Linked DNA regions of Homo sapiens: region 1 is linked to region 2. A link is a contact called in ENCODE Hi-C or POLR2A ChIA-PET data. All regions are on one chromosome and are shown on one strand. The core of a region is the stretch at or near the end of the contact, and the rest is flanking DNA. Distances in the headings are between cores, read along the strand shown.

Region 1 (7,140 bases), core at 385-2,884, 210 kb after region 2:
CTGCTGGTGGGAATGTAAATTAGTACAACTTGTTTGGAAAACAGTACAGAGATTCTTTAACAAACTAAAAGTACACTTTGGGGCTGGGCGCGGTGGCTCACGCCTGTAATCCCAGCATTTTGGGAGGCTGCGGCGGGAGGATCACTAGAGGCCAGGAGTTCGAGACCAACCTGGCCAACATGGTGAAACCCCGTCTCTACTAAAAATACAAAAAAATTAGCCGGGCGTGGTGGCACGCGCCTATAGTCATAGCTACTCTGGAGGCTGAGGCAGGAGAATCGCTTGAACCCGGGAGGCGGAGGTAGCAGTGAGCTGAGATTGTGCCACTGCACTTCAGCCTGGGCAACAGAGTGAGACTCTGTCTCAAAAAAAAAAAAAAAAAGTGCACTATGGGAGGCCATGGCAGGCAAATCGCTTGAGCCCAGGAGTTTGAGACCATCCTGGGCAGCATGGTGAAACCTCGTCTCTACAAAAAATACAAAAATTAGCCAGGCGTAGTGGTGCATGCCTGTAGTGCCAGCTACTTGGGAGGCTGAGGTAAGAGGATTGCTTGAGCCCGGGAGGTCGAGGCTGCAGTGAACCAAGATCGCACCACTACTCTCCAGCCTGGGTGACAGAGTGAGACCTTGTCACGGGAAGGGAAGGGAAAGGAAGGGAAGGGGAGGGGAGGGGAGGGGAGGAGAGAAAAAGTAGATTCACCATTCGGTCCAGCAATCCCACCACTGGGTATCTACCCAAAGGAAAAGAGTCATTATATGAAAAAGACACTTGCACACGAATGTTTGTTTTTTGCAGCCCAATTCACAATCGAAAAGATATGGAACCAACTTAAATAACCATCAACCAATGAGTGGATAAAGAAAATGTAGTTGATATACACGATAGAATACTACTCAGCCATAAAAAGGAACGAAATGAAGTCTTTTGCAGCAACTTGCATGGAGCTGGAGGCCATTATTCTAAGTGAAAGTGATTCAGGAATGGAAAACCAAACACTGTATGTTCTCACTCATAAGTAGGAACTAAGCTATGAGGACGCAAAGGCATACAGAGTGATATAATGGACAATAGGGAGAATGGGAGGGGGTGTAACACACACACACACACAAAACCCTACACATTGGGTATAATGTACACTACTCGGGGGACAGGTGGACTAAAATCTCAGGACTTACCACTATACAATTCCTCCATGTAACCAAAAACCACTGGTACCCCAAAAGCTACTGAAATTTTAAAAACAAACAAATATTTGCACCCGAGGCGAGCACCTCATTCGCCTCTCGCTCTCTCGGGCACCTCCTGGAGCCAGAGGGTCCCATGCGGCCAGCTCCTCCGTGGAAGCAGTTGAAGTTATTCCAGCAGCGATCAGGCCACCGAGGATGTCCGCCCAGACAACCACCCGCGACGGGGAGACTCGCTCCGCCTGTGTCCGCCCACCCTCCTCCCGCGCGGGACACACCTGGCGGGCGCGGCACTCCCTGTCCGCGGCCACCTGGCGCGCAGCTCCCGGCGCCGGGCCCGCCCCTCGCGGCTCTGCCGGGGCTCCCGGCCGGCCAATGGGAGCGCGGTATGCAAATGAGCAGGTGCGGTGGCGGCCCGCCCGGAACGGCCGCGGGGCTCCCGGGATGTTAGAGGCGCTCAGGGTGGCAGCAGAGCAGACGCCGGGCTGCGCGCTGGGAGCTGCGGTCTCCGGCCATGGCCCCCGCTCCGCCCCCCGCCGCCTCCTTCTCGCCCTCCGAGGTCCAGCGGCGCCTGGCGGCCGGCGCGTGCTGGGTCCGCCGCGGGGCCCGCCTCTACGACCTCTCCAGCTTCGTGCGGCACCACCCGGGGGGCGAGCAGCTGCTGCGGGCCAGGGCGGGCCAGGACATCAGCGCCGACCTGGACGGGCCGCCGCACAGGCACTCGGCCAACGCGCGCCGCTGGCTGGAGCAGTACTACGTGGGAGAGCTCCGCGGGGAGCAGCAGGTACAGCCGGGCCGGGGCCCCCCACCCCAACCCAGGCCTCCGTCAGCCTTCCACTCCCGGGCGAGCCCCGTTCACTTGCCCTCTAGCAGGACCCAAGGTGACAGCTTCTGCCCTCCCTTCCCTCGCTTTCCCTCTCTTCTCTCCAGGCAACAGGTCACTGTCGTCCCCTCCAACCCCTCCTTCCTCTCTCCAGGAACTTGCTCTTCCTTTCCACCCTTACCGCCTGGCCCGCCTCCGTGCCAGCTCTCCCATTTCCCCAGCACCCCTCCTTCCAGCGTGTTCCTTCTGCAGCCCCTGCCCTCCGACAACCTGGATTCCCGTTTCTGTCCCCAGCCCCCCATACGCCTCGGCTTTCCTTCCTCTTCACTTATCGGCCTCTCCCTCTTTGCAACCACTCTCCGTTTCTGTTTGGATAATGGGCTCAACCTGTTCCCACCTCCCCATCCCACCTCACTTCTGCTTCAAAGAGGCACAGATCAGTAACTCTTCTCACTAGCTTGGGTTTCCTGGTGCCGCCCTGGCCTTGCCTGGGCCATGTCTGGGGTGGACTGTGTCCTCCAACCTCTCAGACCTTCCCTTATATTCTTGTCCTACACGCTGGCTTGGGACTCCAAAAGAGTGAAATGAAAGGCATGAGCCAGTTTTGCCAAGGAAAAGGGACCAGCACTTTGGACCAGACTGTGTGCTGAGCTGCACGCTTCTGTGCAGTACCAGCTCCCGATGGTATTTAAGTCCTTAACTCAACCTGGGGCAGGTTTTGTTATTCCCATTTCAGGATATGGAATCTGAGGCTCAGGGAGGCTCTGATTAATGCGCCTAAGGTCAAATAGCTAAATAGTGGGAAAGCCACATGTATCTGACTCCAAAATCAATGCTGGCTCCATCCCAAAAGTCTTCGGGTGGAGGAGACAGACCTAGTCCACAGGATTCCAGGTAGGCTCAGGCCAGAGGCAAAGCGACTCTCTTGATGTTCCCCAGGCCTGGCTCTGGGACTGGTATGGGGCCATCATGCTTAGATATACAGTAGTTCCCCCTTGTCCAAGGGGATACATTTCAAGACCCTCAGTGGATCCTTAAAACCACAGATAGTACCGAATCCTATATATGCTATGTTTTTTCCCATATATGCATATCTATGATAAAGTTAAATTTATAAATTAAGAACAATAGGAAGAGATTAACAACAACAATAATAGAATAGTTACAACAATATACTGTAATAAGAGCTATTTGTATGTGGTCCCTTTCTCTCAAAACATCTTATAGTACTGTACTCACTCTTCTTGTGATAATGTAAGATGATAACATGAGGCCAGGCAAAGTGGCTGACATCTGTAATCCTAGCACTTTGGGAGGCCGAGGTAAGAGGATCGCTCGAGCCCAGGAGTTCAAGACCAGCCTGGGCAACATAGGGAGACCTTGTGTCTACAAAAAATACCAAAATTAGCCGGGTGTGGTGGCATGTGGCTATAATTCTAGCTACTTGGGAGGCTAAGGTGGGAGGATCACCTGAGAGGTGGAGGCTGCAGTGAGCCATGATCATGCCACTGCACTCCAGCCTGAGCAACAGAGTGAGAGCTCACCTCAAAAAAAAAAAGATAATAAGATGCCTACATGATGGGTTGGAGTGAGGTGAATGACAGGTGTGGTGATGTGGCATTGGCTACTATTGAAAAGTAATTTAAAACTTATAAATTATTTCTGGAATTTTCCATTTAATTATGTTTTTGGACCCAGGTTGACCGTGGGTTACTGAAACCATGGAAAGTGAAACCGTGGATAAGGGGGACTCCTGAAAACCAACAATTGTCCCCTGCTTCTAACTCTTGCTTTCAAGATGAGCCCAGCAACTACTCTTAGATCTTTGGTTGAAAGGACTTAGCACCCACTGTTTCAGGTGGCTTTTCATTGGGTCATCCTGCCTAATTTCTCCATCATTTATTCAGTCATGGAACTGGTTCCTTAATGGGTTGACAGCACTGTGCTGGGTGTGGGGAGATATCAATGAACAAAACGAATTCGGTTCCTGTCTTCATGGAGCTAATGGGATAATGGGGAAGGAGAGGGAACACACAGATCACATGATAGTTGCTTAATTAATGGTGTATCAGAGTACGGATCTAGAGGGGAGGAGCATAGAGAGCCTTCTTGAGAAAGCGACATTGACACTGAGAGCTGATTGATAGGCTGGGCTTAGCCAGGTGGCATGTAGCAGGAAGAATATTTTGGGCAAAGGGAACAGCACGTGTGAAGGCTCTGGCAGGAAGAGCTTGACATAGTAAAAGACTGCAAATAAAACCAACGTGGCCAGAGGCTGATGGGCAAAGACAGGGATGTGGGGGGAGGCCAAAAGTCGGCCGGGGCCACATCACACGGGGCTTCGTAGGCTGTGGTCAGGATTTGGGACTTGACTCTAACAAAAATGGGAAGCCAGGTGAGCCCGGGAGGTGGAGGTTGCAGTGAGCCAAGATCACGCCACTGCACTTCAGCCTGGGCAATAGAGCAAGACTCCATCTTAAAAAAAAAAAAAAAAGGAAGCCAGGGAAGAGGTTCAGGCAGGGTTCATGGTCAGATTTGCATCTTTAGAAGAGGACGCTGGCTGCAGTTTCAAGGAGGAACAGAGACAGCCTAAGTGGGTGTGAGGAGATCAGGCAGGATGCTGCTGCATGGCTGCCACTGCAGTGGCTGTGACCATGGGGGGAAGGGGGATGAATTCGGGAGAGTCTCTAGACAATATGCTGGGACTCAGCATTGTGTGGTGAGGGCCCAGTTTAATCTGAGAGGTTGGTGTTTGGTGTCGGCTCATGCTGAAGGGTTTAGAAGAAGATATAAGAAAAACTGAGTGCAGGAGGCCAGGCACGGTGGCTCATACCTGTAATCCCAGGAATTTGGGAGGGTAAGGCGGGTGGATCACTTGAGGTCAGGGGTTTGAGACCAGTCTGGCCAACATGGTGAAACGCTGTCCCTACTAAAAATACAAAAAATTAGCCGGGTGTGGTTGTGCACTGGGTGTGGTGGTGCCCTCCCAGCTGCTTGGGAGGCTGAGGCAGGCTGATCACTTGAGGTCAGGAGTTCGACATCAGCCTGGGCAACACGGTAAAATCTTATCTCTGCTAAAAATACAAAAATTAGCTGGGCGTGGTGGTGCATGCCTGTAATCCCAGCTGCTCGGGAGGCTGAGGTAAGAGAATCGTTTGAACCCAGGAGGCAGAAGTTGCAGTGAGCTGAGATCGCACCACTGCATTCCAGTCTGGGTGACAGGTAAGATTTTGTCACAAAAAAATAGAAAAGGAAAAAGAAAAGAAAAGAAAAACTGAGTGCAGGAAATAAGAGAGGTTGAGACTGACAGGTTTGCGGTGGCTCATGGGCCCGCCCTGTGTTGTCACTGTATCCTCTAGAAAGGAGCCTTAGGGTGTGGCTCGTCCTCGCAACACCATCCTGAGTATGCTTACAGCCACCCCTGGCCAGCTGCCCTGGATGGTCCCACCTCCCAGCTCTGCTAACCACCTAGCACCATGGTTTGCCTTGTCTGATGCTTAGAGAGGGACCCAGGGACCCAGTCTCACATGTGCTTCTGACCTGTATGCTCATCTGTTGCCTAAGAGCCCGAGGGCGGGCCATGCTGCAGACATCCTTACTTCTGGGCCCCAACCTGAGCATGTGGAACAAAACTCAAAACAATGCATCTGCAGACGCATAGCCCAAACTTGACAATGGTCACACTAGCCCAGCCCTCCACTGGGCTGCCAGCTTCTGCCTTCAGAGTTCTAACCTAAGAACTAGTACAGGGTTGTCTTTAAATTGAGAGAGAGGAAGGCTGGGCACAGTGGCTCATGCTTATAATTCCAGCACTTTGGGAGGCCAAGGTGGGTGGATCACTTGAGCCCAGGAGTTCGAGACCAGCCTGGGCAACATGGTGAAACCCCGTCTCTACAAAAAATTAGCTGGGTGTGGTGGCTCGTGCCTGCAGTCCCAGCTACTCAGGAGGCTGAGGTGAGAGGATCACTGGAGCCCAGGAGGCGGAAGTTGCAGTGAGCCAGATCACACCACTGTACTCTCCAGCCTGGGTGACAGAGCAAGACCCTGTCTCAAAAACAAACAAACAAACAAAAAACTTGTGGGAGAGGTTGTCAAAGGAGAAATCTGGGGGTGGGATATCCTTTCAAAGAGATGCCTGGCTGGAGACAATTTCTGTTCTTCTCCCTAGCTAAGCCCTTCTAGCAAGCCTCAAGCTGCCTTTTGCACTTCCCTCCTCTCCTGCTGGACCAGGGATGCTGACACCCTTGTGGTTAGAGCCCCCTGTCTCTGGAGGAGCAGGAGGCTTTTGCTGGGGAAGGGGAGTGCCATGAACCAGCTCTGTTGTTTGGGGCTCGTTTCTGAATGGTGCCCCTCCTAGGGCCCTGTCCTGCTGGTTTAGCCCTTGGATGGGAGCATCCTGGCCCTTCCCCCAGGGAGAAGGCCTGGACCCGTTTGTTCCCCCTGCACCCCACTTTGCTGCACCCTCTGTAGGTACACACATTCACACTCACACGAAGGCACATTCACAAAACAAGTCCAACTTGTTTGAGCCAACATGCTGCCTGCCACGGCCTTGGACATGGTGAAGCCAAGCTGCCCACCTTGAGCGAGTGACAGAGCCGTGGCTGAGCAGGGAAGGAGCTCAGGGCGGTGGGGTCAAGAGCCTCACCCCAAGCTCAGGCGAGAGCAGTGCTCTGCCAGCTGCAGCCACATGTTAGCAGAGTATGAAGTCCACTTATTGAGCTGCGACCGGCATTTTTCACAAAAGAAATAGACAAGGAAAGGACTTTAGGTCTAAACCTCCTTCCCAGGCTATATTACTGTGTTTCCCAGACTCTGGGCATCCATGAATCACCACCCCAGGTTTTTTTCCCCCCAGTTTGGTGTACTATACTCTGGTTACTCTTCAGATTGTATAAGTCTTTCGCCTTTTACCAATTTGGTGTACCACTTGAACTGTCATAATGTAATATTTATCTTTAAATTGACCCACTTTATTTTTCCATGTACTCATGCTTGGCGATAATAACAGTAAAATCAAAGCTTTTACGTGCACTTTAAAGGGAATGGGGGCCAGGCACGGTGGCTCATGCCTGTAATCCAGGCACTTTGGGAGGCTGAGGTGGGCAGGTCGCTAGAGCCCAGGAGTTTGAG
Region 2 (7,084 bases), core at 3,251-5,750:
GCAACCTCTGCCTCCCGGGTTCAAGCGATTCTCCTGCCTCAGCCTCCGGAGTAGTTGGGATTACAGGGCACCTGCCCCCACACCTGGCTATTTTTGTATTTTTAGTAGAGATGGGGTTTCTCCATGTTGGCCAGGCTGGTCTCAAACTCCTGACCTCAGGTAATCCGCCCGCCTTGGCCTCCTAAAGTGTTGGGATTACAGGCGTGAGCCACTGCACCTGGCAGAGTCCCCACTACTTCATGACAGTGTCATGACATATGGGTGGGAGACTCCAAAGCAGGATCCGAGGAGGCAATTGGAAAGGTTCTCCTGCTCCCTCTCCCCAAAATTCTGCTGAACCTTTTTCCTACTTAAGAAAAAAAAAACATTGGGAGAACAGAGTGCACCAAGGACTTGAAAGCCAAAGTACTATCTTTGCCTATGAACCATGACAGGCAGATTTTGAGAACTAGATAAATATGAACTAAAGAGGTGGGAGTGGGGGAGGGTTGCAGAAATGCTCAGGCACGATGATCTTAGATCCCACTCATTTTGGTGGGAAGCAAATTAACAAGCTATGTACACAAAGACAGAGAGCTTTAGAAGAGCTATGTCTCTATTTGTATGTATGTCCAAAGTAAAACTCAAACGCCTAAGCAGGGCTTTCTTTTTTTTTTTTTGAGACAGATTCTCACTCTGTTGCCCAGGCTGGAGAGCAGTGACCCTATCTCCGCTCACTGCAAACTCCGTCTCCCGGGTTCAAGCGATTCTCCCGGCCTCAGCCTCCTGAGTAGCTGGGATTACAGGCGCCTGCCACCATGCCTGGCTAATTTTTTAATTTTTTAATTTTATGTATGTATGTATTTATTTTTTTTTGAGACGGAGTTTCTCTGTGTCGCCCAGGCTGGAGTGCAGTGGTGCCATCTCGGCTCACTGCAAGCTCCGCCTCCTGGGTTCACGCCATTCTCCTGCCTCAGCCTCCCTAGTAGCTGGGACTACAGGCGCCCGCCACCACGCCCGGCTAATTTTTTGTATTTTTAGTAGAGACGGGGTTTCACCATGTTAGCCAGGATGGTCTTGATCTCCTGACCTCGTGATCCGCCCTCCTTGGCCTCCCAAAGTGCTGGATTACAGGCGTGAGCCACCGCACCTGGCCTACGGTGGGTTTCTAAAGAAAAAGAAGGGGCAGTTCCTAAAGTCTTTACTAAGAATTTACCTCAAAATAACATAAGCTACTGATTGGCTATACGTTGTTCTTTGTATCACAAATTCGAGAAACATGAAGATAATGGATGAGGTAGCCAGTCAGGAATGAAATGACTTTAATTTTAATTTTTTTTTAGAGACAGGGTTTTGTTCTGTCACCCAGGCTGGAGCACAGTGGCGCGATCATAGCTTTTTGCAGCCTCAACCTCCCAGACTCAAGCAGTCCTCTCACCTCACCTTCCCATGTAGTTGGGACTACAGATGCATGCCACCACGCCTGGCTAATTTTAATTTTTTTTTTTTTAGAGATGGGGTCTTGCCATGTTGTCCAGGCTGGTCTCGAACTCCTGGACTTAAATGATTCTGTCAAATAACAGGTGTGAGCAAACACGTCCAGCCTTTGCTCACACTCTTAATGGTGAAGTGTTTTTTTTTTTTTCATAGTGTACTGTATCAATATCTTAACATTATACTGAAAAGCTCAGATGTCGGGCCGGATGCAGTGGCTCACGCCTGTAATCCCAGCACTTTGGGAGGCCGAGGTGGGCAGATCACGAGGTCAGGAGATCAAGACCATCCTGGCTAACACGGTAAAACCCCATCTCTACTAAAAATACAAAAAATTAGCCGGATGTGGCAGCGTGCGCCTGTAGTCCCAGCTACTTGGGAGCTGAGGCAGGAGAATGGCGTGAACCCGGGAGGCGGATCTTGCAGTGATCCACCCACCACTGCACTCCAGCCTGGGCGACAGAAGGAGACTCCGTCTCAAAACAAAACAAAACAAAACAAAACAAAACAAAACAAAGCTCAGATGTCATATTCTTCAAGATTTCAAGATGCCATTTCGGGTCGCCTATTTAGGCTTTTCTCTCCTGCCATATTGCTTGCAAATCTATTATAATATACAAGTCATTCTGCCAAGCACATTCCTGTTGTAGAGTAACCAGTTGTCCCAGTTTGCCTGGAACTTATGGGTTTCTTGGGATGCAAGACTTTTTGGTGATGCAGTGCTAGAATATGAAAAGGGATCAGGCATGGTGGCTCACACCTATGGTCCCAGCTAATCCAGAGGCTGAGGCCGGAGGATCACTTGCTTGAAGCCACTACTTTGAAACCACCCTGGGCAACACAACGAGACCATCTCTACAAAAAGTAAAAAAAAAAAAAAAAAAAAATAGCTGGGCATAGTAGCACATGCCTGTAGTCCCAGTTACTTGGGAGGCTGAGGCAGGAGGATTGCTTGGGCCCAGGAGTTGGAGGCTGTGGTGAGCTATGCTCACACCACTGCACTCCAGCCTCAGTGACAGAACGAGACCCTTTCTCCAAAAAAATAAAAATAAAACATGAAACGGTCCAGGCAACAAGTTAGTCACCGTAATCTGTCAACAAGTCTGTCTTCCCCCTTATAGCCAATACTCCAGGAGGGAAGAGACCACACTTTCTTACCTCTATTCATACAATGACTTGCACATACAAATAGTGATAATATTAACAACAACAATAACAGTTTATTTTATTTTATTTTTATTGATTTCCTGGCTTCTAGAACTGAATTAATAGTTTATAGTTGAGCTTTTCTACATCCCAGGCCCTGTGCTTAGTTCCTTACAACAATCCAATGAGGTAAGCCATTTTTCCCTTCTATAGGGAAACTGAAGCTAAACCAGTTAAATCAACATTTAAGAGTGTGGGACTGAAAAGGAAACTTAATCACCACCCACCATGTTAGTACAGTGGTTCTCAAACTTTTTGATCTTGGAATCCCTTTACACTGCTGTTAAAAATTACTGAAAATCCCAAAAAAACTTTTTTTTTTTTTTTGACAAGGTCTTGCTCTGTCGCCCAGGCTGGAGTACAGTAATGTGATCCTAGCTTACTGCAGCCTCCTTCTGGGCTCAAGCCATCCGTCCACGTCAGCCTCCCAAAGTGCTGGGATTACAGGCATGAGCCACTGCGTCCGGCCCCCAAAAACTTTTATATGTAGTATACAGAATTTAAAAAATATATTCATTATTTCATTTAAACATTAAGGCCCTTCACATGAATACATTTTAAAATGAAAAAGAACAATATTTTCAAAAAAAAAAAAAAACAACAAAAAATTCTGGCAAATCTGTTTTAATGTTTGGTTTATCAGAAAACAGCGGCCGGGCGCGGTGGCTCACGCCTGTAATCCCAGCACTTTGGGAGGCCGAGACGGGCAGATCACGAGGTCAGAAGATCGAGACCATCCTGGCTAAAACGGTGAAACCCCGTCTCTACTAAAAATACAAAAAAATTAGCCGGGCGTAGTGGCGGGCGCCTGTAGTCCCAGCTACTCCGGAGGCTGAGTCAAGAGAATGGCGTGAAGCCAGGAGGCGGATCTTGCAGTGAGCCGAGATCGCGCCACTGCACTCCAGCCTGGGCGACTGAGCAAGACTCTGTCTCAAAAAAAAAAAAAAAAAAAAAAAAAGAAAAGGAAAGAAAGCAGCTGGATTGCAGGAGGGGGTATAGCTCACAGGTAGAGCATTGGACTACAGATCAAGAAAACAGCTGGATTCTCACATTTAAGTCTACCTTCATTGTTACGGGAGGCGCTGCTGTATTGTATGAAACAATAAATTGCACATTCAGACTTTTAAATATCTCGATGGGATAGGCATCAGGAGAAGAGGTATCTTCGGTTTGCACGAGCTTTGATTTTTCTTTTTTCTTTTTTTTTCCGAGACGGAGTCTCGCTCTTGTCACCCAGGCTGGAGTATAATGGCGTGATCTCGGCTCACTGCAATCTCCGCCTCCCGGGTTCAAGCGATTCTCCTGCCCCAGCCTCCCAAGTAGCTGGGATTACAGGCGCCCGCCACCCGGCTAATTTTTGTATTTTTAGTAGAGACGGGGTTTCACTATGTTGTTTAGGCTGGTCTCGAACTCCTGACTTCGGCCTCCCAAAGCGCTAGGATTACAGGCGTGAGTCACCGCACCCGCCCCGAACGTTGATTTTGATTTGAGACTGGGTCTGGACGAATGCTGGGGACTCCAGCGAGGAGCTAGTCAGGACAACAGGCACCTCACCTCACCCAAACCCAAACCTGCGAGCCCTTCCCAGGTCACCCACGCTTGCTCGAGCTTGGACTACAACTCCCGGCAGAGCTCGCGGCAGGGGGTGTGCCCGCAATCGCGAGGAGCGTGGGTGACTCAAACCAAGTGACGGAAGTGAGCGAGGGCGTGCCTGTTTGTTGCAGGCGCGGTGTAGCAATTGGAGGACCCAGGAAGAAGGGGCGGAGCCTATGCTTGGGTCAACCAATGGCTTGAGCTCAGGAGCAACCAGGGCACGGGGCGTGTCGGGGCTGATTCTCTGGCTGTGTGGGGCGCACGGTCCCGGGATACTGGGGACGGCGGGGTGGGAGGGCGCCGTCCTGGGGCCGCGGCGGCCGGGCGGGGGAGATGGCGGCGCGATGGAGCAGCGAAAACGTGGTTGTAGAGTTCCGTGACTCCCAGGTGAGCTAGAGGCCGAGTGGAGCCCTCTGGGCATGCGTCCTCCCCGCTTCCCCTCCCCCACGCGGCTGCTTCCGTCCCGGGGGGCTACGGGGAGACCCTAGGCCCCGTACTGAGGAGGTGGGCGGGGCTTAGCCGACCTCTTAGGCCCCGTCGGGGGAGGGAAGACGACCATCGGGGGCAATCGGGGCGAGCATGGACGGAGTTTCGGGGCTCCCTACGCGGGTAGGGGAGTGGGGTCCGCCTTGTGACACTGAGGCAGAGACTGCGCATCGTGAGTGCTGAGGGGAGGCTTCCCACAATCAGGGTACGGAGCGAGGGCGTGACGGCTTCCCGAGGCCCTAGCCGCGTGTGGCGACTTAAGGCAAGTCGCGGGACTTTTCTAAGTCTCAGCTGCGTGGACGTAACCCTGTTGGGGTGAATTCGATGAAACACTGTTTGCAAAGTGCCTGTTGCAGCGTCTACGCGGTTAAGTGGTTCTTAATGCCATCATACTGGAAAATACCGTGTAGTGGATAGGAGTGACACTGCACGTGTTGCCCGAGTTCGAATCCCGCAGCCCCTACCCTGTCATCACTCCGTACACGTCAGTTTTCTCACCTGTAGAAGGGAGATGGTCGTACTTACAAGATTGGCTTAAAGATTTTATTTTTTAATTTTCTATTTAATTTAATTTAATTTATTTTTTTTGAGATGGAGAGTCACTCTGTTGCCCAGGCTGGAGTGCAGTGGTGCCATCTTGGCTCACTGCAACCTCCGCCTCCGGGATTCAAGCAATTCTCCTGCCTCAGCCTCCCAAGTAGCTGGGATTACAGGTGCGCACCACCACGCCCGGCTAATTTTTGTATTTTTAGTAGAGACGGGGTTTCACCTTGTTGGTCAGGCTGGTCTTGAACTCCTGACCTCAGGTGATCCACCCACCTCAGCCTCCCAAAGTGCTGGGATTACAGGCGTGGGCCACCGTGCCTGGCCTATTTTACTTCATTTGAGACAGGGTCTGGCTCTGTCACCCAGGCTTGAGTGCAGAGGCGTGAATCACCGCTCAGTTCAGCTTCGACCTCCTGGGCTCAAGCTATCCTCCCACCTCAGCCTCCCCAGTAGCTGAGACTACAGGCGCATGCCAACACGCCCGACTAAATTTTTCATTTTTTTTTGTAGAGACGGGGTCTCCCTATGTTGTCCAGGCTGGTATGGAACTCCTGGGCTCAAGCGAACCCCCTGCCTCAGCGTCCCAAAGTGTTGGGATTACAGGTGTGATTCACTGAGCACAGCCTCGAGTGAAGATTTTATGTGGTTGTATGTTGAGGATGTGTGGCACACACAGCATTGGGATTTGGATGCTGGATCCTACCCCAGAGCCCTTGTTTAGCTCATTGGACTACTTTACTCATAGTGGGTAGCTCTGAACCGGTCATATACATCCCCTCTTCCCCAGCACCTAGGACAGTGTCTTGGTGATTCTCTTCAATTTTAAATTTATTTACCTTTTTTTTTGAGACAGAGTCTCACTCTATGACCCAGACTGTAGTGTAGTGGCATGATCTTGGTTCACTGCAACCTCTGCCTCCCAGGTTCAAACGATTCTTGTGCCTCAGCCTCCCGAGTAGCTGGGATTACAGGCACGTGCCACCATGCCTGGCTAAGTTTTGTATTTTTTGTAGAGACGGGGTTTCGCTCTGTTGGCCAGGCTGGTCTTGAACTCCTGGCCTCAAGTGATCCATCTGCCTTGGCCTCCTAAAGTGCTGGGATTACAGGTGTGAGCCACTACACCTGGCCTATTATTTTTTGTAGAGACAGAGTCTCTTTGTGTTGCCCAGGCTGGTCTTGAACCCCTGGCCTCAGGCGATTCTCCCACTTTGGCCTCCCAAAATATTGGGATTACAGGTGTGAGCGACTGTGCCTGGCCATTCTTTTCATTTATTCAACTAATATTTATCAAATACCTTCTGTGTGCCACACTTTTATTCACTCATTTATTCAACAAGGATTTACTGAGCTCCCTTCAGGTATACACTATACCATGCACAGGTGATTCATACTGAGGGAGATCTGGATAAGTATGAATGGGTGATGTGGTTTCTTCTTTCCAAAACCCCATCCTGTCTTTTGCCGGAGAATGAGTGAGTGGAGGAGCTACCCACCATTTTGCTCTGTGGTGCCCTCTGATCAGTAGCCTCTACTGAGAATTTGAGCAGTAGCATTTGGATTAAGGACCCCCAAGTACTGTCAGCACAGAGTCTCCGTGAGACCTGCTCTCCCTAGGGAGGCGCCAGACTCCTTGGAAAAGGAACCATATTCCTGTTTTCTTTCTTGTTAATTGCTTTTACTGGCAACTAGGACAGAATAGAATCATGTATCATGCCTCTAAGCCTGCTAATTTGGAAGCTACTAATCTGCAAACCCTTTAATTTTCACAGAAACCCAGGTA

Evidence for each region. A loop is a pair of places that touch in the nucleus more often than their neighbours do. ChIA-PET counts read pairs that join two places held with the same protein, here RNA polymerase II (POLR2A). Pooled maps may share reads with other maps.
Region 1: a loop to region 2 is called in a pooled map, with 5 times the contacts of the local background. The contact joins the promoter of FA2H here to the promoter of WDR59 in region 2. A Hi-C loop is called at or near these places in 4 of 37 single-sample maps with no recorded cell type and 8 of 50 pooled maps. POLR2A ChIA-PET finds 5 or more read pairs at or near these places in 4 of 52 experiments (IMR-90, PC-9, WTC11 and 1 more).

What each region holds. Positions count from the first base shown.
Region 1 is chr16:74,769,314-74,776,453 of GRCh38, reverse strand. FA2H (fatty acid 2-hydroxylase) reads left to right here and starts at 1,634. Exons shown (of 7, transcript NM_024306.5): 1 at 1,634-1,968. The coding sequence starts at 1,699. RefSeq lists silencers at 1,328-1,387, 1,398-1,527, 1,538-1,907, 1,948-1,997 and enhancers at 4,288-4,577, 5,373-5,452.
Region 2 is chr16:74,982,539-74,989,622 of GRCh38, reverse strand. It overlaps WDR59 (WD repeat domain 59), which reads left to right and starts at 4,500. Exons shown (of 26, transcript NM_030581.4): 1 at 4,500-4,659. The coding sequence starts at 4,606. RefSeq lists silencers at 3,209-3,409, 4,445-4,754 and an enhancer at 4,055-4,114.